3 separate regions of the Mus musculus genome follow, and all the other regions are linked to region 1. A link is a loop called in an ENCODE intact Hi-C map of the cell type or tissue named here. Cell type or tissue: left cerebral cortex. All regions are shown on one strand.

Evidence for each region. Hi-C counts contacts between places; a loop is a spot of excess contacts. Peaks named below come from ENCODE experiments on the same cell type or tissue, not always from the same donor. Only the 100,000 strongest peaks of a DNase experiment are listed, where the experiment ranks them.
Region 2: a loop joins it to region 1, with 3 times the contacts of the local background. A loop is called at or near these places in 6 of 42 quality-filtered maps.
Region 3: it touches region 1 in a loop (2.3-fold over the local background); 10 of 42 quality-filtered maps call a loop at or near these places.

The regions. Positions count from the first base shown.
Region 1 is chr17:27,758,068-27,766,067 of GRCm38, reverse strand. All of the region lies in intron 4 of Ilrun (inflammation and lipid regulator with UBA-like and NBR1-like domains), which reads left to right. Among named protein-coding and RNA genes, the nearest start is that of Spdef, 33 kb to the right of the region's middle. In left cerebral cortex, CTCF peaks have their summits at 499 (motif pointing right), 1,426 (motif pointing left) and 4,178 (motif pointing right); DNase peaks (open chromatin) are centred at 2,969, 4,215 and 5,715; H3K27ac peaks cover 3,097 bases.
Region 2 is chr17:27,634,207-27,642,206 of GRCm38, reverse strand. It overlaps Rps10 (ribosomal protein S10), which reads left to right and starts at 6,963. Exons shown (of 6, transcript NM_025963.4): 1 at 6,963-7,003; 2 at 7,732-7,881; 3 at 7,964-8,000. The coding sequence starts at 7,732. It overlaps Gm15420 (predicted gene 15420), which reads right to left and starts at 6,963. Exons shown (of 2, transcript NR_167724.1): 1 at 6,776-6,963; 2 at 5,339-5,637. In left cerebral cortex, CTCF peaks have their summits at 2,147 (motif pointing right), 3,216 and 6,890; DNase peaks (open chromatin) are centred at 2,975, 5,455, 5,858 and 6,915; H3K4me3 peaks cover 1,599 bases; H3K27ac peaks cover 4,656 bases.
Region 3 is chr17:27,562,361-27,570,360 of GRCm38, reverse strand. Hmga1 (high mobility group AT-hook 1) reads right to left here. Exons shown (of 5, transcript NM_001025427.3): 5 at 6,689-7,923. The coding sequence ends at 7,870. AI413582 (expressed sequence AI413582) reads left to right here and starts at 4,634. Exons shown (of 5, transcript NM_001002895.2): 1 at 4,634-4,701; 2 at 5,611-5,799; 3 at 5,951-5,976; 4 at 6,107-6,212; 5 at 6,345-6,592. The coding sequence starts at 5,689. The coding sequence ends at 6,410. In left cerebral cortex, CTCF peaks have their summits at 4,511 (motif pointing left) and 5,630; DNase peaks (open chromatin) are centred at 4,547, 5,076, 5,567, 6,494 and 1 more place; H3K4me3 peaks cover 2,408 bases; H3K27ac peaks cover 1,474 bases.

The DNA of each region.
Region 1 (8,000 bases):
CACAGGTGCCAGGCATGCAGAGCAAACATCCATACACATAAATTTGGTTGATTAATTGCTTGCTTGTTCGTTCATTCATTCATTCATTCATTCATCCATTCATTCATTCGTTGTTTTTTCGAAGCAGGGCTTTTCTGTATAGCGGTGGCTGTCCTGAAGAACTGACTCTGCCTCTCACTCCAGTGCTGGGAGCGCCACCACACCTGCTCCACACATACACTTTTAACTCATCTTAAATGCAAATAAAATCAGCTTCTGAGCCAGTGAGGCGATCAGAGAGTGGAGGTGCTGAGAAAGCCAAGACTCAAACACCAGGAAAGTGCAGGTTGTCCTCACTTGCGCGTATGTGCTGTGCCGTCCCCGCACTATACACATTCCAGATGATATCCAGGAAGGCTTGGGCAGACTGGATTAATAATGTGAAACTTCATCTTTTTTTTTTAAGATTTTTATTTATTATTATACATAAGTACACTGTAGCTGTCTTCAGATGCACCAGAAGAGGGCGTCAGATCTCATTACGGATGGGTGTGAGCCACCATGTGGTTGCTGGGATTTGAACTCAGGACCTTTTGGAAGAGCAGTCAGTGCTCTTACCCGCCAAGCCATCTCACCAAACCCGTGAAACTTTATCTTAAAGAGACATTGGGACAAGCGTTGTTGTTGTTTTTAAACCAAGCAAAATCTTACTCAGAAAAAAGTATGAAACATCTGGCTATGTTTTCTGTGTCCATCGAGATGTGTTGACTTCCTCCTTTGGAATGGCACAGGCAGTGGTCAGTGAGTAATGACCACATTGCTGTAAGTAGAGCAGTTCACTGTCCAATCAGCCCGAGGATTAGAGTGCCGATCCCTGCCCACACTGACCATGCAGCAGGAAGATTAGCTGCTCGCAGAGCAGTTCAGAGTCAAGTTTGAGTCAGAACTTCAGTTGTGTCATTTACAGCAGGAAAGCAAGTGTTGGCAGGAGGAGTGGAACAGAACAGGGGTAAGGAAAGGGGTTCGCAGAGGTCACCTGAGCTTAGAAGTGGCTGAGACAGCCATATGGGGAGAGTGACAGTGATGCAGGGAGCTGTGAGTGATGGGTCGTGTCGGCCGCTTCCCGTGTGCTTCTCTGAAGAGGAGTGGACGACACAGTCACAGATGGCTTTGGCGGTACTGGAACTACCTCCGAGTACTGCCACATGCCTTTAACCCCAGCACTCAGGAGGCTGAGGCAGGACAGTCAGGGCTCCACAGAGAGACCATTCTGTCTCGAAAAAACAAACAAGCAAAAAGACAAATATTGGTATAGAGGGATTAAAGAAGGGCTCAGCGTCCAGAGCACTGGCTGTTCTTCCAGAGAACCAGGTTCAGTTCTCAGCACCTATATGGCAGCTCACAACCATCCTTACTTCAGTTCCAGAAGATCTGACTCCACCTTGTGGCCTCTACCAGCACTGCATGCACATGCAAAATACCCATACATGCAAAAACAAATAAATTGAATATGTATAGATATATGCATATGTGTATATGAAACTGCAATGGCTACAAGTAGAGATTTGTCTAATAGTGAGCCTGAAAGGCATGTGTGTGGGTGGCTCAGTGGTTAAGGTACTTGTTGCTGAGCCTGACCCACGTGGTGAAACAATAGAACCAACTGTCACGTTGTTCTCTGACCTCCATGTATGCACTATGTTATTTTTTAAAGAGACATTAAAGGTATAGGTAAGGAGGATGACAGATAGTTCAGTGGTTAAAAACCATTTGCTGTTCTTAACAGAGGACCCACATCAGGCAGCTCACAGCCACCTGTAATTCCAAGGGATCCAGCATCCTACTCTGCCTCCTAGGACACCTGCACACATGTACATTATACTCAGGCACACGTACAGTCAGTCAATCAGGAAAGCATAGGTGATCCTAAACAGCTGTATTTAGCTTGAGAACACAGGGGTAGTTGGTTCTTGAAGTAGACATGCTTAAAGTTGTGAATAGTGTCCTTGGCCCAGTGAGGAGAGCTACTTTTGAATTGTTCCTAAATGCTCAGGCATACTTTGCCTGTAGATGAGGAAACAAACGTTCTGAGGGGCTGCGTGCCTTGCTGAGTGTCACAGCAGGAAACAGGTAGCACACTGCAGGTGTGGGTGCCCTATGGCTGAGAGGTCTCTGCCCCCTCTGGGTTGCTGTGCTTGCTTCCCTAGGCCCTCTCATTGGCTGAATGAACTGTGTTGTGGACCAGCAAGGACTGAGGTGACTGGGTGCCATCAGGGCCGGAGGGAGGCAGCATTGAGGTGTGCTGAGACGCTGTGGTATGGAGCTGCCTGTGGTGTCTCCTTAGACAGCATTCCACTTGCTGAGGGTTGAGAGTGTCCTCTTCACATTTGAACTCTGAGGGCAAACAAGCCAAGTGCCGTTTATGATAGAAGGGACTGCAGAGTGCGGAGGGCATGTGCTTCACCTGCTGCTGTCCTCAGTGGTGGGGGGCCTGAGGGGGGCTGTGTCGGATGGGCAGCTGTGGGCATCAGCAGTTGGCAAGAGATTGGAATCACCTAGGCTGGTAGGCCAGAGAAGAACAAGATGCTCTTGGAAGCCCATCTCCATGCGAGGTCTCTGGAGATGGAGTCTGGCTAATGGGAGCTGTACAGACAGGTGTGTGGAAAGAGTAGACCTACTGAAGTCAAAAAGGTGGTCTCGTGACCCGCATCTCTGTGTGCTTTCTGAGACCTTCCAGAACAGTAAGACCAAGTGATTCAGGACAGGTGGGAATAAGTGTGAGGCTGTGGGGCAGCAGGTGCTGTCTGTCCTTCCTGTCTGCAGCAAAGAGCCTTTTACATACACCAGGCAAGCTAAACCCCAGGGCAAGTACGGCCATTTTGTCTCAGCTCTGGGAAGAAGCAGGCTGCTGTTTGTTGTGTGCTTCCACCTTAAACTGGATCACAGCCGGAGCCTCTTAGTATTTCTGCCAAGCCCTGGTTCAGAAGGAGAACATGTGATTGTCTCTGCAGCCTTCTGCTCGTTCCTCCTTCCACTTTGCCATAGCCACAGCCAAGTGCCGTCTGCCTTTCGTGCCCACAATCCCACCTCTACCCTGTATTTTTAGGAATACAAATGTGTGTGTACCAGAGAGAGGGAGTGTGTGCGTGTGTGTGCATCCACGTGCGCGCACGCTCATGCGCCTCTGCCCAGCATTTTTGAAAATACAAACATGCACATGTGTATATGTGCACTTATGCACCATAGTGCTTGTCTGAAGGTCAGAGGTCAGCCCTGCAAAGTTGGTTCTATCTTAATCATTTGGGCCCCATAAATGAACCTGCAGTTGGCAGTAAGCAGTCTTACCTGATGAGCCTTTTGGTGTACCCTGGGGCTAGCTAAAGCATACAAGCATTAATCTCGGACGAAGCACTGGAAGGGTCGGTGTGACCCACAATGTGCTCATGCTGTCTGCACTGTTGGGGCTGAGCCGGTCTTTTACTCTGTGGGTACAGCGGCCACGACTCAAATCTTCTTATCTGCTTTGAAGCAGCCACAGATTTAACGTACTAGCCTGGAATAGCGATGTACACTTTTAATCCCAGCTCTCTGGAGGCAGAAGCAAGAAGATCTCTGTGAGTTCGAGACCAACCTGATTTTATACACACACACACACACACACACACACACACATATATAGAGAGAGTGTGAGTGTGTGTGAGTGTGAGTAAAGGTTCAAGGACAGCCAGAGATAGGGAGAGAGACCCTATATCAAAAAGGAAGGTTAGCATAGTAATAAGGAGCAGTCAGGGGAGGGCCAGTTGAAGTAGGCCCAGCGTGTGACAGTTTACCAGAGACAGTTAGTGTCACTAGCTGGCTAATGATTTCATGAAAGGGCCCCTCTGCAGCTCTCCTGGGTAGTCTTAGTAACCAAGTAGTTCTAGGGATTTATGACTGCCCTGTTCAGGCTCCTCAGCATTTTAGAGGAGGAGCCAGGCAGGTGCTACTCCTGCCCCAGTAAACACCTTGGCCTGGTAAGCTTTCTCTCCGTCGTCAGGGAGGGAGGAGATTCCTGAAGAACGTCTCTGATCTCCTGGGTTCAGATTTTGTTGGCATTGAAATTGCTACTGTGACAAAAGCTTGTATAGTCCCTGAAGTCACAGAAGCAGCTGTCTTCCGTCCCCCAATTGTCCTGCAGAGGGTGCAGTCTCTGTAGTCACTGAAGCAGCTGTCCTCCATTCCCTGATTGTCCTGCAGAGGGTGCAGTCTCTGGCTCTACTTTTTCCTGAGCATGCTCTATAGAGTGGGGACAGTCTCAGCGGCCGGCCTGCTAATTTTGGCAGGCTCTGTTCTACAGAGGCTGTGTAGGATGCTAGGCTCAGAGACAGCCAGTTCAAGCCCCGAGGTAGAGATGTGCCTGGTGGGTTCAAGGAGTGAGAACAAGGTGGGGGTGCTGCAGGGGAGGCGAGGCTGAGTACAGTGTGAAGTCAGGGCAGAAATCAGGTGGCAAAGCTTTAGGGATGTCGTGAAGGACGCCATGGTCACTCTGCCCTGCATAGAACAGAGAGCAGTGGAAGCAGAGAGGCCTCCTCAGCAAGAGCGCACAACGGATGTGGGGTGTGAGGAGAAAAGACAGAGAGGTTAGAAGGGTGGGGTCAGGAGCCGTGCGTTCCATAGAGGGAAGAGCAGCCTCACACTAGATAGGAAGGTTAAGAGAGAAGGATAGGATAGGATCAGAGTTGTACGTCTGAGTGTTGCGTCACACGAATGGCGTCTAACCTTGTATCGCGGTTGTCATTCTCTAGATGATGGCTGACTCGAAGCTGTTGGTGTGTGTAAGAAAGTCCAGAGCCTAAGCTGTGCTCTCAAACACACCTAGAGCATCATTGCTGCAGTTTGCATAGACTCCAACTCAGGCAAAAACTCATACATAGAAATTACAAACCAGTCAGCCAAGCAAGCAAGCAAACCAAAAGGAAGGACGGAAAGAAAAAAGGATGTGCGGCGGCCAGGCATCGTGGTTGCAGATCTTTAGTCTCAGCAGAGGTAGATGGATCTCTGAACTGGAGGCCAGCCTCGTCTAGCCAACTCTGCAGAGTTAACCCTTTTCCCACCCCCACCCACAAAGAAAAACCTTTAAGAAGAAAGACAAAGGCTTGTTATGTAGCTCACACCTCCAATTCTGAGGAGGCAGAAGCAGGCAGACAGCCTGAGATATGCAGCACGTTCCAGGCCAGGGAGGCCACGCAGACAGACCCTGTCACCTACAAGAGAAACCCATCTAAAGCCACACAGGCCTAGAAGCTGAGGCAGGACAAGAGTTTGGGTGACAACCACTAGCAACCCAAAATCCAAGGGAGACAGCCAAGGCCCTGGGTTAGAGATGTCTGTGAGCCACCATGGGCGGGCTTGGAATCAAACTTCAGTCCTTCTCAGCACCCCCCATCCCATCCCTGCTCTAGGACTTCCATAGTTGCAGAGAATAATACAGTAGTCACCAGTGCCTGCCACCTTTCCACGGCACTTAATAGTAGGCCGTGGCCAGAACCCAGTTAGAGTCGGGTGTTTCTAGCACATTTTGATGAATGGTATTGGTTGTCCTGTGCACACGGTCTGTATGTACATTTGTGTCAGGTGTGGAGGGAGACTCCTCACTCACCTGTAGCAGTTGAGAACCCATGACCAAGGAGGAAGAAGCAAGAGGGAGGAGCATGAGCCCCGCCCACCCGGCAGCCTGGCACATTCTGTACAGAAAACGTTTGTCAGGCAGGGGACTCTGGGTTTGATGCAGTGCGATGACTGCATCTCCTGAAGGCCCAGAAGAACTAGGTGTTTGCATTGGCATGGACTGTATGTGCACTTCAAAATAATTTAAGCAAACAGTGTGGACCTAGAAAATGTCTTTTGTTAGGTAGCATTGCTGATTGACTGAAGCTGAGAAGTATGTCCAGGAACTCTCCTTTGTACCTCAGCAGTTTCAAAGCCATCAAGCTCCTCTGTGTTTGTTTTGGGGCTCTGGGCATTGTTTCAGATTGCTGACACTGGTCAGGCTTGTAGCACAAGACAGCTGTGTTCTCAGGATTGCCAGCTTGTCACACTGGTCATGTCACAACTATCTCTCCCTTTTCCTCTCCCCTCTGCATTGATTTCTGCTGGGGTTCTAAGGTAGGGTCTGTGGACAGCATTTCACCACTCAGTAGTACCCAGGCTTCTCTGGCGACTCCAACAGAGATGTTCAGCGTGTGAGAACCCATGCTTATCCCAGAGTGAAAGAATAGCTTCCCTCCCTGCAGAGCCCTGAGGGACTGGGGATTTTTGCTGGTAGTGGGTTCCTAAGGACCAGTCACAACTGTCTGCTCTGTACAGAGGCAGCTTCATGGTGTGTGGTCAGTCATGCGTCTCCTCTGCACAGCCTCTGCTGATCCCTGTCTTTAAAGTGTCACCAGTGTGCCTCACCATGACAGGGACATAAGCCAGACAAGAGAAATAGAATGTGGAAAAATTGGATTTTTCCAGCTTTTCTCTTTGCTTTCAAAAAAAAAATGTATTGTGCTACAATCAATTTTTAAAATGTTAATATAATTTTTAACTCTGTGTGTATGTGTGTGTGTGGGGAGTGCCCATCAGTGCCCTCACAGGGCCTCAGGGCCTCTGGAGTGTAAGTGTTAGTCAGAGGCAGCCGGGAGCTGAGTTCTGGCCCTGGGAAAGCATCCGGCATCCAAACTGCTGAGCCACCTCTCCAGTCCCTCTTCCTTTTGAGATTTTTTAAAAATTTTTAAATTTTAACATTGCTTTTGTGGGTGTGAATGTGGTTGTGCATGCCACAGCTCATGTGAAAGTTGGGGTGACTTGTCTACAGTGCGGGGCCCATTGAACAGTTTTCAGTCTCTGTTGTTGCAGGGAGCCCACATTAGCCCAATTCTTGTATTTCCGCCTCCTGAACACTGGGGTAGAAGCTGTTTGTGCTTCCGTCAGCTTCTTTGGATGGATGATGGGAGGGGTTTGAGACAGGGTCTTAACTGCATAGCTGTGGTTGGCCTGGCACAAGCAGAAGCCTTCCTGCTTACGCCTCTGCCTCCCGAGTGCTGGGATTGAAGGCATATGCCACCATGCCTGGCTGATTTCCTTCTTTTTTAGAGATCTCCTTGCCCTAGGAGAGGCCAGAGAGAACCCTGTCCACAGCATCTCATCTAGGTTCTAGCATACTGTTCTAGCGGAAGACTGCTTTGTATAGGCTACATAAGCCCTCTAGCAACTGAACCTACTCTCTGGCCCTCAGATACTTTCGAAGCTTCGGTTGGATTGGCTCCTCGAGGCAGGTTTCTTAGTTGGGTCAGGGAAAGGTTGAAGGCTGGCAACGCTTGCTGCGTATGGGTACCTGGGATGGGGAGGGGAGAGAAGTTAGGTGTGTGGATGCTGAGGAGGGTGGACAGAAGCGAGTGGCTGACAGGATGGATAGGCTGGGACAGTGCACAGACAGGAGTAGTTTAGACCATCTGGGGAACTGCCACAGAGATTGGAATAGAATGGTTTACAAGGCACTCAGAACCTTTAAGTAGTTTGACAGAATCGGAAGGCTATGACTCCCGTCTACCCTGATAGGTCCTCAGGCCTGAAATAGGTGCCCACACTCACCTCTGGCAGCACAGAAATAAATATGTCTTTGAACTTTAGAGTATTTTCCCAGGAAAGTGGCAACGCCTGGCACACCGTCACCCAGCAGGTGGGGGATGAGTTTGACTAGTTTGATTTTGCTGATTTGTCCATTTCCTGTTAGTGAGAGCCTTGGATCCCATCACGTTGGTCGGTCTCCAGCCCTAGATGGCCAGTCCCTCCAGCAGGGCTGCAGCACTTGATACGTGCAGTCCAGTGTCAAGACAGCACTTCCTGCAAAACCTTGTACTTATCTATGTTTGCATTGGGCAAGCAAAGCTAGGAAGAGGATGAGCAGGCCTGGGGGGGGGGGGGGAGCGGTTCCCTGCATGTAGCAAACCGTCCTCTTTATTAGCCTGTGTGAACCTTTTTATTTATTTAAACCAAGT
Region 2 (8,000 bases), 120 kb after region 1:
TGTGTGTAGATGTATATATGTGTTACTTATGTATGTGTGTATGTGTGTATATATGTGCATGTATGTGGGGTTTTTTCTTTTTTTTTTTTTTGGTTTTTTGAGACAGGGTTTCTCTGTGTAGCCCTGGCTGTCCTGGAACTCTCTGTAGACCAGGCTGGCCTAGAACTCAGAAATTCACCTGCCTCTGCCTCCCAAGTGCTGGGATTAAAGGCGTGCACCACCACGCCCGGCTGTATTTGTATTTGTGTGTGTATGTATATGTGTGTATGTGTGTATATATGTGCATGTATGTATATTTGTGTGTGTATGTATATGTGTGTATGTGTGTATATGTGTGTATGTGTGTACATGCATGTGTATGTGTGTATATGTGTATGTATATGCATGTGTTGTGTGTATATGTATGTATGTGTGTGTATATATGTGCATGTATGTATATGTGTGTATTTGTGTGTATGTGTGTGTATTTGTATGTCTATATGTGTGTATGTGTGTATATGTATATGTGTGTGTGTGTATTTGTATGTCTATATGTGTGTATGTGTGTATATGTATATGTGTGTGTGTGTTCTTGTCCCTCACCATGTGTCCAAGCTACCCCCACCCAGTATGGCAGGAGGCTCCACCACTCTCCATTTCACCAGCCTGATCTGGAATCTTCAAGAATGGCAGTGCTCCCTACCACTCTGTTCATCAGAATACAATCTGTGTTCCTCCTCTTGAGTCCCAGAGGGTCTCCAGACTTGCTCCAACATGAGGCTCACAGCTCCTGCTTGCTCTGACATGAGGCTCACAGCTCCTGTTTTTGCTTCTGTCTGGAAGCTTCTACTGGGCTAGAAGGAAGCCCCCATCACTGAACAGTATGTTGCCAGTAGGGGAGAGAGGCCCCAAGCTGAGGCTTTGTGGACCTTCTAGCCTAGTCTACCACCAGCTCAGAGAGCAGCTGTAGGGTCACCAAGATGTGGCAGGCAGGGTTTACCCTGGGTGACCAGTGATGCCCACAATGCAAGAAGGTGAGGACAAACCAGTAACAGCCACAGGGAAACCAGGCAGCCAGAGTAAGAGATGGTGAGGTGGCCCAGGCCTGTCAGATCAACACTCAGAAGGTAGAGGTGAGAGGATCAGGATTTCAGCCATGAGGCCCTGGGTTTGAAACACCCAGAACTCAGCACCACGTCAGCAGCATGTGGCGGTTCATGTCTGCAGCCCAGGATCTGGGAGCTGAGGCAGGAGACTCAGAAATTCAAAGGTGTCTTGGCTGCATACCAAGTGTGAGCCAGCCTGGGCTATATAGTAATAATAACAATGATAATAATAATAATTAAATGACAAGAGGCCCTGTGTCAAACTTTATAAATAAACACCAGGCACGGTAGTGCTTGCCCGCCTCAATCCGAGCACCTGGGAAGCAGACACAGGAGGACTGCTGTGAGTTCGAGACCAGCCTGGTCTACATGGTGAGTCTCAGGACCTCTGAATTGTGCATCTAAAATGGTGATTTAAAATCTGTGTGTGCGCACACCTGTGTGCCAGTGTGTGTGTGTGTGTGTGTGTGTGTGTGTGTGAACCGTACGTGTGTGCAGGTGCCCACGGATACCAGCAGAGGGTATTGGATCCTCTGGATCTGGAGTTCCAGGCTGTTGGAAGTAGACTCACTGGGTGCTGGAAACTGAACTTGGGTCCTGTGGAAGAGCAGCAGGTGCCTTTAACTAACAAGGTTATCTGTTCAGCCCCTCAAAAAGGTCATTTAAAAAATTAACAGAGCTGGGCGTGGTGGCACACGCCTTTAATCCCAGCACTCGGGAGGCAGAGGCAGGCGGATTTCTGAGTTCGAGGCCAGCCTGGTCTACAAAGTGAGTTCCAGGACAGCCAGGGCTACACAGAGAAACCCTGTCTCAAAAAAAAAAAATTAACAGGAATAGAGATAGCCTTTGTGGACTAGCACACACACACACACACACACACACACACACACACACACACATATTGTGGGCGGACATTTTGCTGCCGGTTCTCCATTGTCAGAGCCTTTACCCACTGAGTCCTATGACGGTCAGTTTTATTTTTTTAATTCTTTTTTTTTTTTAAGATTTATTTATTTATTGTATGTAAGTACACTGTAGCTGTCTTCAGACACTCCAGAAGAGGGCGCCAGATCTCATTAGGGTTGGTTGTGAGCCACCATGTGGTTGCTGGGATTTGAACTCAGGACCTTTGGAAGAGCAGTCAGTGCTCTTAACCACTGAGCCATCTCTCCAGCCCCGACGGTCAGTTTTAAAGCCAAGTGGTCTCATGTGCTTGCAATACCCCCACACTCAGGAGGCAGAGGCTGGAGGATGGTGTGTTTGAGGCCAGACTAGGCACGGTGGCCCAAGCCTTTAATGCTAGCGCTATGGAGGCAGAAGCAGATGGATCTCTGTGAGTTCAAAGCCAGCCTGGAGGCGTTTAGGGGAGGAGGGAGAGGAGACAGGGTCTTTTCAGGGTGTGGTGGCACATACCTTGTGTCCCAGCAGTAGGGAAGCAGAGGCAGGAGGGAGGACTGCCACAGTTTTAAAGCCAGCTGTGGACTATAAGAGCGTTCCAGACGAGTCCCAGGCCATAGAGACAGTGTGCAGAATCATCATTCACGAAACGAATCCAGGACACAAGACAAAAGATCTAATGGGCTATAAATTGGTACCCATTTCCCGGCCTCTGCTTTTCTCACCTTGGCGCTGGTTTAATCTAGTGGAGGAGAGACACAGAGGCAGGCTGGGGTAGAGGCACTATCCAAAACAGGTAAAGGTGTGGTCCCTACAGGGTCAACCCTGGATGGTTTTCCTGTGTGGAGGGGACCACCAGACTCCACGCAGAAGAGTCGAAGCCTTATCCAACGCACCAGATGTAGACGACGCAAGCACGCGTGGGTGCGCGATTGCGTTGGGAGCATACCAGGCGCTGTCTACCTACGAACCACAACCTCCTGCGCTGAGAGCTTTAATGGGGCCTTGCAGCACAGATGGCTCTTCCGAGGAGCCTCTGTGTGGGTGGGAAGAGGCGCCGCGCTCCAGGCTCGGAAAGCTATTCTAGGTGTGTGAAGGGCGATTGCGAAGAGGTGAAACACAAGCTGTCTGCAGAGCATTATCTGGGTTATTGTTTGAGGGGGAAGAGTTTGTCTGCATCCTTTGCCTCTAAAGCCCCAGGGGGTCAGTGGCGCTACCAAGGTTGTGCCCATAGGGGGCGCTGCTCCCCCAGGCCTCCTCCTGTTCCCGATTTAAAGGCCTAAGAACTAAGCCAATACCAACTATCTTTATTGATTTCCCGCCTGGGGAGAACCCTAGGAGGCCCAAGAACCTAGACCCCGGCTTCTGCTCTGGGTTCCCGACTTCAGCTGCTCAGCTACATCTGGGCCACCAGGTCGGCTTACATACTTTCAACAGTAAGATTTTCTCAACCTTCCTAATACTGTGTCCCTTTAGTACAGCTCCTCATGTTATGGTGGCCCGACCATAAAAGTATTTTTTTGGCTACTTCATAACTGTAATTTTGTTACTGTTATGAATTATACTATAAATATCTGATATACAGGATATCTAATATGTGAACTTCTCCTCCCCAAAGGGTTGCAACTCTCTGGGGTGTATTGTATATTGCATACCAATTTAAAAAAAATACAGGGCTGGAGAGATGGCTCATTGTTTAAGAGTACTAAGTGCTCTTCCAGAGGACTGGGTTCAAATCCCAGCACCCACATGACAGCTCACATCTGTCTGTAACTCCGTGGTCTGTAAAAGAAAGGAAGAAACGAAGGAAGGAAGACAAGTGCCAGGCCAACTGTAGATATGTCTGCCCTGGCAAGCATAAAAGCCTAGGCTCAGTCTCTAGCACTGGATAAAACTGCAATGGTTGTGCCTCTGAGGTAGCTGTGTGGGTAAAGGCACTTGCCACTGAGCCACTGAGCCACTGAGCCCCTGAGCCACTGAGCCTGACCATTTGACCCTTTGCCCCCCACGCTGAAGGGAAAGAACCAGCTCTCTCTCTTTTTAAGATTTATTTTCTTTCTTTCTTTCTTTCTTTCTTTCTTTCTTTCTTTCTTTCTTTCTTTCTTTCTTTCTTCTTCTTAATGAGACAGGGTTTCCCTGGCTGTCCTGAACTCAGAAATCCTCCTGCCTCTGCCTCCCAAGTGCTGGGACTAAAGACTTGTACCACCACCACCCGGCTAAAATAATAATAATAATAATAATAATAATAATAATAATAATAAAAGACGAGCCTTCAGGCTCTGAAGTAAAGAGCCAGCTCCAGAGCTCCTGACTGCACCCAGAGCTAGAGCCGTTAGCATAGGGACTGAGGGGAGACTCTGGTATTTCTCTAAACCTCAGGGGCAGCTTTGTTGTGTTTTGACTTGGGTCCACTAGAGGATTCTGTTACAGTTTGTCTTACAAAGGCAGTCTCTTTAAAACATACCTCACCACGTCTGCTGTTGTTTGAAATCCTCCAGAGGACCCCTGGGAGAGCAGTCAGTGCTCTTAACCACCCCGGCACCCCCCCACCTCCTGTAGCTGAGGATAAGCTTGTACTTGCCGGCCTCCTGCCTCCACCTCTCAAGAGCTGCGGTGACCGGGTCTTAGCCACAGCACACCAGGTTTATACTTTATACAACACTCAGGGCTTCCTGAGGGCTAAGCTGGGATGGTGCCAGCTGAGCCACAGACTCTCACCGCTCCGGCCGAGGTCACATTGTCCTGGCTGTTGTCACCCTGGCTCTCTACCACACAGAGCCTTCTCTGCCTCCTCCCTCTTCTGAGTCTTCTATGTAGGCTTTGGCTTCCCCACTCCCACTCCGCTATTCGCTCCTACCAGGCTCCAGTCATTTTCTTTGTATGTTCTTGGCATATTATGGGTTTAAATATTGCTTGGGGCTGGTGAGATGGCTCAATGGGTAAGAGTACCTGACTGCTCTTCCAAAGTTCTGGAGTTCAAATCCCAGCAACCACATGTTGGCTCACAACCATCTGTAATGAGATCTGACACCCTCTTCTGGTGTGTCTGAAGACAGCTACAGTGTACTTACATATAATAAATAAATCTTTAAAAAATATATATTGCTTGATGCATGCATTGCTCCTATCCACTTCAGCCCAAACGGCTTTTAGGCCCAGTGTTGGGGCCTGGGTGTCTGGCAGTTGCAAGGTAGCCAGGGAATCCCAAGATATTTATCCTACATCACCAGAAATTTGGGAGCTCTTGGCACAAAACCAATACAACTGAGATGAAGCCAAGCGTGGGGGTTGGGGAGCACAGTTGTCGGGAAAGATTCAGATGGAGCCGGCAAAGGTCACAAAGGAGAGCAGAGTCCTCAGGAACAAAAGGCTTTTATGGATTTCCTGGGATGAGCTAACTGGAGGGCCCATTAGTTAACAGCAGCGTGGGAGGCAGAAGCAGAGGGTAGCTAGGAGTTCCAGCCCAGCCTCATCTCCAGCCGGCCAGTCAGAGACTCCGCCTGGAACTATCTTGTTTTAGATGCTTACAGCCGCACCTGGTTTCTCAGCACTTGAGGCTGTGGCTGGGAGATCTCAAGATTGACCGCAGCCCAGGCTACAGAGCAGGACCAGACTGTGGCAGCCCATCTCAGTCCCCCATCAGACAACTGTAGACCTGCGGTGGGTGGAAAGACAGAAGTTAAAGCAGCATGGGGGCGGGGGAGGGGAGAAAAATTCCTCCCCTTGGCTTTCGTGTTGATTGACAGACAGTAAATGTCAACACAATACAAATTGTCTGTAAGGAGTATTTTCAGGAGCTGTCCTCCCAACCAGAGGTGAGGCAGTCCTTCACCTCCTCCGGTGCTGCCACCACGCATGGTCAGTTAATTTGATGCTGGCTTCGTGCTTGTGGCCGGGGTGTTGAGAAGACAGCTCATCAACCAGGCATGGTGGTGCACGCCTGCAATGCCAGCATTTGTGAGGCAGAGGCAAGAACAAAACCTTGTCTGCAATAAGCGAACACACACAATAAAGAAACCGTTTAGTCAGACAGGTAAAGGAGAACTAGAAATTAAAATCAACAAGGTGGGGTGCATTTCTTTGGGCATGGCTGGTTTTGTTTTGAGACTGTGCCTCTAGCTGGCCTGGAACTCGCTGTTTACACCAGGCTGGGCTTGAACTCAGGGAGATCTGCTTGCCTCTGCATCCGTACTGCACATCATGCCTTGCCTTTTAAATTAATTACTATTATTTATTATTATTATTATTATTATTATTTTTTTTTTTTTTTAGGGAGGGTCTTACTTGGATGTGTCTCGCCTGGACGCTACCCTGCCTGATGACTAACATTTCTTTTTTTGTTTGTTTGTTTTTCGAGGCAGGGTTTCTCTGTGTAGCCCTGGCTGTCCTGGAACTCACTTTGGGGACCAGGCTGGCCTCTGAAATCCGCCTGCCTCTGCCTCCCGAGTGCTGGGATCAAAGGCGTGCGCCACCACGCCCAGCATGACTAACATTTCTTATTTGAGAGGCTTTACGAAGCGTAAGTAAAATTTACTCCAGTATAAGCAGGGTTAATGGGGATGTCAGTTTCTTCCTGCGAATGAGTCTGGAATGTGTAAAAAGTGTACCAGCCATGTATGCTTTTTTTTTTTTTTTTTTTTTTTTTTTTTGTCCTTCCGGGACAAGGTCTCAGGTAGCTCAGGCTGGCCTAATCTATCCCTGAACTCTTAGCCCTCCGCCTCCATCCCCACCGGGCAATGCGGACCGGCCTCTCTGCACCAAGCGCCTGCACCCCAGCTCCGGACACAACTCACGGGCTAGCAATCTCCAGGTGGGGGCGGGGTGGAGGAGGGGGCGGGAAGCGTAGCGGGATGGCTCGCACATGCGTCCTAGCACCGTCCCCACTCCTCAGGCACTGCCGAGGGCACCCCAGGCAGCGCGCGGGTCCTGCAGGGAGGCGGAGCCGCGCAGCCCGGAAGAGACGCTGCGCCGCGCACGCCCCTTCCTTTCCAGCCTCCGCCTCGGACCCTGCAGCCGCCGCGGTGAGTTCCTCCGGCGTCCGGGCTCCATCTGTCGCCATCCGGGCCGCAGCGCTGCCGTTGAGGGCCCGCGTCCTCCGGGGGAGGCGAAGGCCGTACTCGCCCTTCCAGCCGCTCGCCGCGCCGTGCCCAGAGGGCTTTTGTGGGGGGACGCAGCTCTGCGACTCAGAGTCGACTGAAGAAGACCGGCGTCCCGATGGCGGCGGGTGGAGGAGAGGAGTTTGAAGGCCACGTGTGGCGGGAAGCGCCCGGGCCAGGGGTTCGGCTCCCGCCTGCGTGCGTCCCTTTCGCGGCAGACCCCCTCTCTCCTCCCTGCTACCCTCCGGTCTCTGCGTTACCTTTGGGGAGGACTTTTCAGGGGAGCACCGAGCCCGTTACTTTAGTGCTCCCTCTGCGCAGGAAGTGGAGCCCTTTCTCTGGCCCCTCCTTGTATTCTTTAAGGAGTCCCCCGATTTTGCTCTAGGTACGACCTCTGGTTCTGATGGCCCCCAAGTATGGTTGACAAGGTTCTGTGTCTACCTCCCACCCCCAGTCACTTGGCTGTGAGAGCCGTGACAGCAGATACATGGGTGCCTTTTGTGACCCTATTGCATTAACTTCCTGGTAGCTTTCCTCCAAACTGTGGAGGTGGAGGGACCTGGTCCCTATGGTGCCTGTCTGGCGTTTTCACCCTGTGACAGTGGTGATTTGGATTCTGGCCATGATGCTAAACCGTCACGTCTTTTTTGCAGATGTTGATGCCTAAGAAGAATCGGATTGCCATCTACGAACTCCTTTTTAAGGAGGGCGTGATGGTCGCCAAAAAGGATGTCCACATGCCTAAGCACCCGGAGCTGGCAGACAAAAATGTGCCCAACCTTCATGTAATGAAGGCCATGCAGGTGTGGAGAGGGACACAGGTGGGAATAGGTCTGCCCTTCCCGAGGAGCCAGCTGCTGACTGACATGTGTCTATGTCCTGCAGTCTCTCAAGTCTCGAGGCTACGTGAAGGAACAGTTTG
Region 3 (8,000 bases), 200 kb after region 1:
CTTACTCCCAGCACTCAGGAGGCACGGGCAGGCTCTTCTGCATCGTTTCAGTCCAGAGAGGGCAAGTAGGTTGGCAGAAAACTTGCCTAGGGTATGCAAGGAAGATCTTCAGTGTTAACAGAAAAGGCTCAGGGGTGAGCTGGGTCCTTCCCAAAGGAGGAAACGTCTGAGGATTTCTGAGGATGAGGAAGCACCGTGGCCCAGGCTGTGCTTAGTGACAGTGACTGTTGGTTTTGTAACATGGTGGGCAGTGCTGTGAAAATGGTAAACTGAGGCCAGAGGGCCTGGCAGGAAGGCCAGCTGGGACCTTACATGGCAGTGGCCACCATATTGGGTGCCACAGGACTGCCTTTGGTGACCGACTGTTCCTGGAACTTGTTGCAGTTCCCCAAATGCATTAGACGCTGCCGCAGTGTTTCCTGTTCACATGTTCAGTGCCCCACTTTGGGAAGCCTCTCAGATCTTTGCCTCTAAACTGGACTGTGTCCCCTTGGACATGCCCCCATTCCGAGGTGCTTTCAGAGAGGAGAGGCTCCCCGCCACCATAGCTGGGGGTTCCTTGGAAATTCACGCAGGAGAAAACAGAGCTGAGTGGCATCTTGAAGACACAGTAAATGGAATTTGTGACCAGCAACAGTCACTCTATCCACTCAGTGCATCCCAATACAGAGAGTCGGACTGGCGGATGGACGGACGGATGGACAGACAGACAGAGACAGAGGCAGTGCACATGCTTTTCTAGCACCTTGGTGCAAAACAAGCTACCTTGGGAGCCATGGAAGAAGGGAGAAAACTTATGGAGTAAGAGGCTAGAGGAGCGGAGCAGGGTCAGACGCCGGGACACAAGACAGACTCGCAGCTTGCTTTGCTGGAAGAACTGGGGTAACATGGCCACAAGCCCAGGGGCACGGGCAGAATTCCGGACCGCAGGGGTGAGCTGACAAGAAGAAACAGATCCAGAACAAAGGCCATGCCCACTTCCACAAACTCCAGGGCCAGCGACTGTTGTGGCGCATGTGCAGGAGCCCCCTGACCCTTTACCCCAGAGTGGGTTTGAGGACCTGAAGCTGACGCTTTGCCTGGACTGTCCCGTTTCCCATGGGGCTCACAATATGCTTGTGATATTGGAGATTAGAGCCTCCAACTCTAAAACAACCAATGGTAGGACCGAGGGGCAGCCAGCCATGGATGCACACGCTAGGAGTTCATTCGGACAGAGCCAGGCGGCCCACCTTTAGCTACATAACGAACCTGAGGCTAGCCTGAGCTACATGCAATCCTAATCTTGGAAGGAAGGAAGGAAGGAAGGAGGAAGGAAGGAAGGAAGGAAGGAAGGAAGGAAGGAAGGAAGGAAGGAAGGAAAAAAAAAAAAAAAAACTAACCAGGCAGCACATAGTGCGTGAGAAGCTGAGCTGAGACGGGATCCTTCTTCCTCTGCTTTTTTTTGTTGTTTTTTTTTTTCGAGACAGGGTTTCTCTGTGTAGCCCTGGCTGACCTGGAACTCACTCTGTAGACCAGGCTAGCCTCAAACTCAGAAATCCACCTGCCTCTGCTTGAGCTGGTTTCTTTTCCTGCCTCTTCACAGTACCTCCAGGTTTTTTCGTTCTGTTTATTTATTTGATACAGGGTCTTTCTCCGGGCTGCCCTGGAATTCTATATAGACCAGGCTAGCTCAAACTCTGCCCACCTCTGCCTCCTGAAAGCTGCGGACTAAATATGTATGCCACCATACCTGTTCCTCTGGGATTTTAAAGTGGTTTTTGAGGATTGCTGGGAGTGGAACACAGGACCTCTCGCATCCTAAGCAAGTACCTTGCACAGAGCTGCAGCGCTGGTCCCTTAGGTCCGTCCATATAAAGGACACCCGGTCCTGACTGCCTTTGGCTTCCTGGACCTTTGCCTTGCTGAGCATATTGTGAAGTTGTGTCACTTGGAAACAGCCCAGCCTTCTTGGTTTCTTTTATTTGGCAAGTATTGTGCGGAAGGGCTCAGAGCAAAAAGGACCTTCAGGATGGCCACTCCAGTCCCAACAATGACCTCAGATGCAGTCTGGGTAAGGAGGCAAGCAAAAGGAGTGGGCCTGGGGTGTCCTTCAGTGGCAGGGCACCCACAGGAGGTACCCAAAGTGTGCCTAAGGTCCTGGGTCCGATCCTTCACAGCACACACACACTGTGCTGCTTAGTTTTGTGCCAACCTCACACAAGCTAAAGTCATCTGAAAGGAGAGGGCCTCTGTCATGAAGATGCCTCCATACGATCAGGTTGTAGGCAAGCCGTTTGGCCATTTTCTTCATTAATGATTGATGGGGGAGGGCTCAGCCCACTGTGAGTGGCGTCATCCCTGTGCTGGTGGTCCTGAGTTCTCTAAGAAATCAGGCTGAGAAAGCCATGGTGAGGGGTAAGCCAGTAAGCAGCACCCCTCCATGGCCGCAGCCTCAGCTCCTGCCTCCAGCTTCCTGCCCCATTGGGGTTCCTCTCTTGACTTCCTCTGATGACAATGCTATGAAAACCCTTTCCTGCCCAATTCGCTCCTTGGTTGTGGTGTTTCATCACGGCAATAGACACCTTAACCAAGACACAACACAAAACCCAAAAAATCTGAATGTAAAATGATAAATGCAGCTCTGGAACAGCTGCCAGCCCAGAGCATCCAGGAAGAGACCCCGTACCCACCATGTTCCCTGTCCTTCACAAGATGCTGGCTGTCACACTGCCTGGGGCCTCAGGCTGCTCCCTGCCCTTCCTAGCTTATCAGAGTTTCTGTTCTAGGATTGAGGCCAGGCCCCCGAGACCCTGGCCCTTTGAATACATGAACTAGCCTTCCAGACATGCTGGATACCTTGTAGCGCACAGCTGTCATAGAACTCCGGAGGTGGAAGCAGAGAAGTCTAGAGAAAAGAAAAGTTAAACTGCAAAAGTCCCGACAACAAACACAAGCTGGGGATCTGGACAACGGAGGAAGGAGCCCCACTTCTAAAATCTCCGACATCCTTGAAGGTCTACAGCCTAAGGTGTCTCGTCTCTTTGCTGAAGGTGACAGCGGATGCCCCTGCAACCTCCAGGCTGAGGGGTTTCATTGATTCTTTCCCTCTCCCCATCCTACCCCCAGTCAGGTGGTGCTGTCTGAGGACGAAGTTTGTCAAGGTTCCCATCGGCCATGCTTCCCTGTTGGGTCTACCTCTGCACCTGACCTGCTGTCAATTATCCTTCTCCAGAAAGGTCTGAGGCAATCCAGGCAGGGCCAGACAGAGGAACTCACTCATAACCACATGGCAGGCAGGAAGTAGCAAGGGGGGCTAGCTCAGGGTACCTCACATCTGCCCCTTGGGGTTTCTGTGCAAGAATAGGGCACCTAGGCTGTCCCTTGTCCTGATTACCATCTGATTGACTCAGGAGGCTTTGCTTCAGTACCACCAATGTTAGATGGCTTTCAACCTAGGCAGGGGGAGAAGAGGCCTGGGGCAGGACTATAGGTATGTATGCATAAACTATAATGCCCACTCAGAGTAAGTGTAGGTTCCATGCTGTGATTATATGTCCTGCTGGTGTGACGAACGGGCCTTTAATCTCAACACTCTGGCAGTAGAAAGAAGAGGTGGGTGGAGGTGAGGAGGAGGGAGAGAGGGGAGAGGAGGAGAAACGGTGGGAGGGTGGGAGGGAGAAAGAGGTAGCGCTGTTGGTAGAACGCTTGGCTACCATTTGGGAAGCCCAGGATCCCAGCATTTAGGAGGTGACCTGAAGGTAGGAGAATCAGGAATTCAAGATGTCAGGGATACAAGAGAAAGAGGGAGGGGGCTCTGTCCCCCAGCATGGTGATACATGCCTATTTTAGCATCCAGGAGGCTCACACACAGACGCACAGAGAGTTCCAAGCCTGCAAGGATGATCGCCATGAGACTTAGTCACGGACTAAATAAATAAATTTTGTTGCATCCCGTGTTGATATGTGCTTTGCCGGTATCACCTGCTTTGCCTAGTGTTCTCGGGGCACAGAAGAGGGTATTGCATCCTCTGGAAATGGTTGTGAGCCACCTCGTGGGTGTTGGGAACCTAACCTGAGTCCTCAGTAAGAGTAATTAAGTGCTCTTAACCGCTGATCTATCTCTCCCCCCCAAACGTGATCTTCTTACTCAGAGTTGTCCAGTCTAAGTAACTTTAATAATCAGACGATCACAGCTTGGACACAGGCTTACTGAGCTGCCCCTGACTCAAGCAAGTGACCCCGCTGCTCCATCTGTGCTTCCCCTCATCGCACAGTGGGGAAAGTGCTTCAATGAGCTTAGCATTCGGGCCACAGGGATGTGCTGGGCTCCAGTCCCACACCATCATTTCAGTTTCACGGCAACCTGCTTTGAAGACGCGGGGACAGAAAGGAATGAGGCCCTCGGCCACCGCCTCTACCCGCGGACAACCAGTCGCCAGGATCCTGCGGTGACCACTGGCCCCGCCCGCCCGTGTGCAGCCGGGAAAGCGCGCCGTCCCGCAACCTTCCCGCTGCGCGGCCCTCGGTCGCCCCCTGCTGCCGCGGCGTGGACGCTGCAGGACCCCGTCCGGCCCGCCCACCCGCATCCGGATTGGCCACCATGCTGGACTGGGGCGCCAAGGCCCCGCCTTCTCTCCCGCTCCTTTGATCACGCGCTGGAGGACTCTTCCGGGGCCGGGGCCAACCCAAGGTGTTGCTGTCAGGGCTGCACGGCGGGAGGTAAGGCATGGCCGGGTTGGATGGGCAGCAGCGCGCCCGCACGGAGCAGCTTGGGGTGCCGGGGTCCCAAGGTATCTAGGCGGGCATCGGCCCCTCGATATCCCCTCCCCAATACCCCCGATCCTCCCCGCAGCTGGGAACCATCTGCCCACCCAGGCGGGCCAGCAGCATCCTAAGAGTGGCCTCATACCTTTTCGGTTCTGGTTCGCCCCCCTCGGCCTGAGACGGGGAGCTCGCAACTGGGAACTGGCAAAACTGACCCATGGACATGAGGCAGTCAGCCAGTACCTCTTCCTCTCTCTGAGAGTCTGGGACAGGAACTTGAGCCATCTCAGTGCTGCCGCCCGAGGATGATCGCGTTTCTGTCGATGGGGGCGACCCTCTCCACCTCTGCCTGTCAGCCCTGGCCGAGAGGGTAGGGACATAGGCGGAGCCCCGGGTGTACTAGAGGCAGGTGACCTCATCTAGATTAGATACTGTCCATCTGTACACAATGTCCACACTCGTACCTGAGAGCGATGCTGAGGACCGTGGATAGGATTACACCAGGGACAAGGATGCAGGCCTGTGGCTCCTTCATACCGTGGGGGAACGGAACCAGAACCCCTTCACATGATCCTAACTCACCCCTCCACCGCAGTGAAGGCCCAGCTATTTCTTTCTCTCCATTTAGCCGTGCACCTGCACCTAACCTTCCCCAAGCAGTTGATACCTGCAAATGTCTACCAGGCATCCAAGCTAAGCCACACCCTCTTGTTTGTAAGACGCTGGGCCGGAACCAAGCCTGGATGGGATCTGGGCCTGTCTGGTTACCTCGGGGTCATTAGTGTTTGGCTTTAAGTTTTCCGGGATTTCCAGACCTGCTTGTCACCACAGGTACAGCTGATATCCTCCCTTCCTCCTCCCCAGGGAGCCCAGAGGAGGCGCCCTCCCGAGGCCACCACTGCCCATGCAGTCCATCCATTCAGCCATCTGGCTACTGATGTCATGAGTAACACGACAGTGCCCAATGCCCCCCAGGCCAACAGCGACTCTATGGTGGGCTATGTGCTGGGGCCTTTCTTCCTCATCACCCTGGTCGGGGTGGTGGTGGCCGTGGTAAGGAATCCTCAGACTTGCCTGGGGTGGCTGCTGGGTGGGCCTGGTTTGGTGGCCACAGCATCTCGGCTGTTATTAAGGGTGTGGAAGTGGGTCTTGAGACTGGGCAGTGCTCGCCTCCCCAGCCCCATAGTACGTGTCTCTGTTACAGGTAATGTATGTGCAGAAGAAAAAGCGGTGAGTGCCCTAACTCCCTGGTACTAATACCCTTTACCCTAGCAGAAATGGGTTCCTTTCTGGCCCAGTGGTTTGAGGGGAGGAGACACCGGATAGTGCGGGGCTGAGGTTCCTGTGCTCCCGCTCCCAGGGTGGACCGGCTTCGCCATCATCTGCTTCCCATGTATAGCTATGACCCTGCAGAAGAACTCCAGGAAGCTGAGCAGGAGCTGCTCTCTGATGTGGGAGACCCCAAGGTGAGCTACATTTCTGGCTAAGAACCACGTTGCAACAGGAGGCCAGTTCCTCACTCTAAGCAACCAGGTCATGGGTCATCCTTACAAATACTTGCCAGCAGTGAGGCTGCAGTGGCTTGCTCTTCCTGACAGGTGGTTCATGGCTGGCAGAGCAGCTACCAGCACAAGCGGATGCCCCTGCTGGACATCAAGACATGACCGTCCACACTCCACCACTCACCCAGATAGGTACAGGAGCATCTGTCTATTCTAACCACCTACAGCTGGCCCCGAGCCAAGCCTTCCAGGCAGCCGCTCTTCCACACTAGCCTATTCCCACGGTGACAGGTCCAGATGTATAGGTGTATATGTTTTGTAAATAAAAACTTTTGTGGCTTCAAGTTGCCCTCCTTGGGTGGACTCCATTGCAGGGTGGGGCAGGGAAGGGTCATAGTCGGCCCCGCCCCTTTTACTGTGAATGCTCCTTACACCAGAGACTGTCCAGAAAAGGCTATTTGTTTTTTATTCAAGTAACTGCAAATAAGAAACCAGGGAGGAAGCCCCAGGCTGGGACAAATACTGGCCACCCCTCCCCCACAGAACAAGGGGAGGTGGCCCTACACCCTTTTCCCATCAAAGTGGGCCCCCATCCTCACTCTGCTGCAGCATCCACGGGGTGGGGCCCCATCTTCCTTAGTGTGGGGTAGGTAACCAGTCTGCTGCGCCCCAGCCCCCCTTCCCCTCGAGTGTATTGTGTGGGGGAGAGAATACAGGCAAATTCAGGAGGATGAACATCTGACGCTGGTAGCAGCAGCAATAGTGGGTATCTAAGAATGAACATGGAACAAAAACAAAACAACACAACCGTCCAGAGGTAGTTTGTGAACAGAGGAGAAGATGGAACCAGAACCATGGGGGGCAGGGAGGAGCGAAAAGGAGGGGGCGGCAAGGCTAGCTCCTTAGTGCCCTGCGGGAGGAAGGAACAGCCTAGAGTGGACTGGGGGAGGCGTGTTGGTGCCCGTTTGCCTTTGGTGGAGGCGAGAACAGGCCCTTACTCTGGAGATGGGCGGTAACCCCATCTGTCTAGTCTCAGGTGAGAACATTAAAGTGGGTGGAGCCAACATCATCCTACTTCCTGTTGTCAAGGGGCTCAGCCAACCCAGTGCATGATCTCTGTAGGGTGGGGCAGGAGGGGCTGAGAAACCCACCCGGTGATACTTTGGTGGGGACATGCTGGGATCTAAGCATCCCCTGCCCTGACCACACTGCTGCTGCTAGGTCAGCCACTGGGCCTTGTCAGAGTGAGATGGGGCTGGGGCCCCTTAAGGCCAGGGAATGCTCCCAGGACCCTCTACGGGGAAGCCAGGAACAGCAGGGCAGAAGGGACCCGCAAAACAAAGCGCCCAGAGAGCCACGGCTCTGAGGGAGGTGCGCAGCAGGTCGGGCTGCGGCTAAATGGGAAGTTAGCCTTGTCAGGATGGGGCAGGTGTGTTCGGGAGGAGGGCACAGGGACTGAGCCGAATCCTGCTCCCTTGGGTGCTGCGGAGCAGAGCCTGCAGCTGGTGCCTGGTGCGGTAGTGTGCAGTGGGGGCGGGGAGGGGCCTGGGAGCAGGGCTTCCAGTCCCAGGGGACAGCTGCTCCTCAGTGGCTATGGAGCAGGCGGCACTGCGAGTGGTGATCACTGCTCCTCCTCAGAGGACTCCTGGGAGATGCCCTCCTCTTCCTCCTTCTCCTGTGGGAGGCAGAGCGACTCAAGGACTGGCCTTCATTCTCAGCCAACACCCCTCTCTCCCCCCTCCTCCCTCCCCG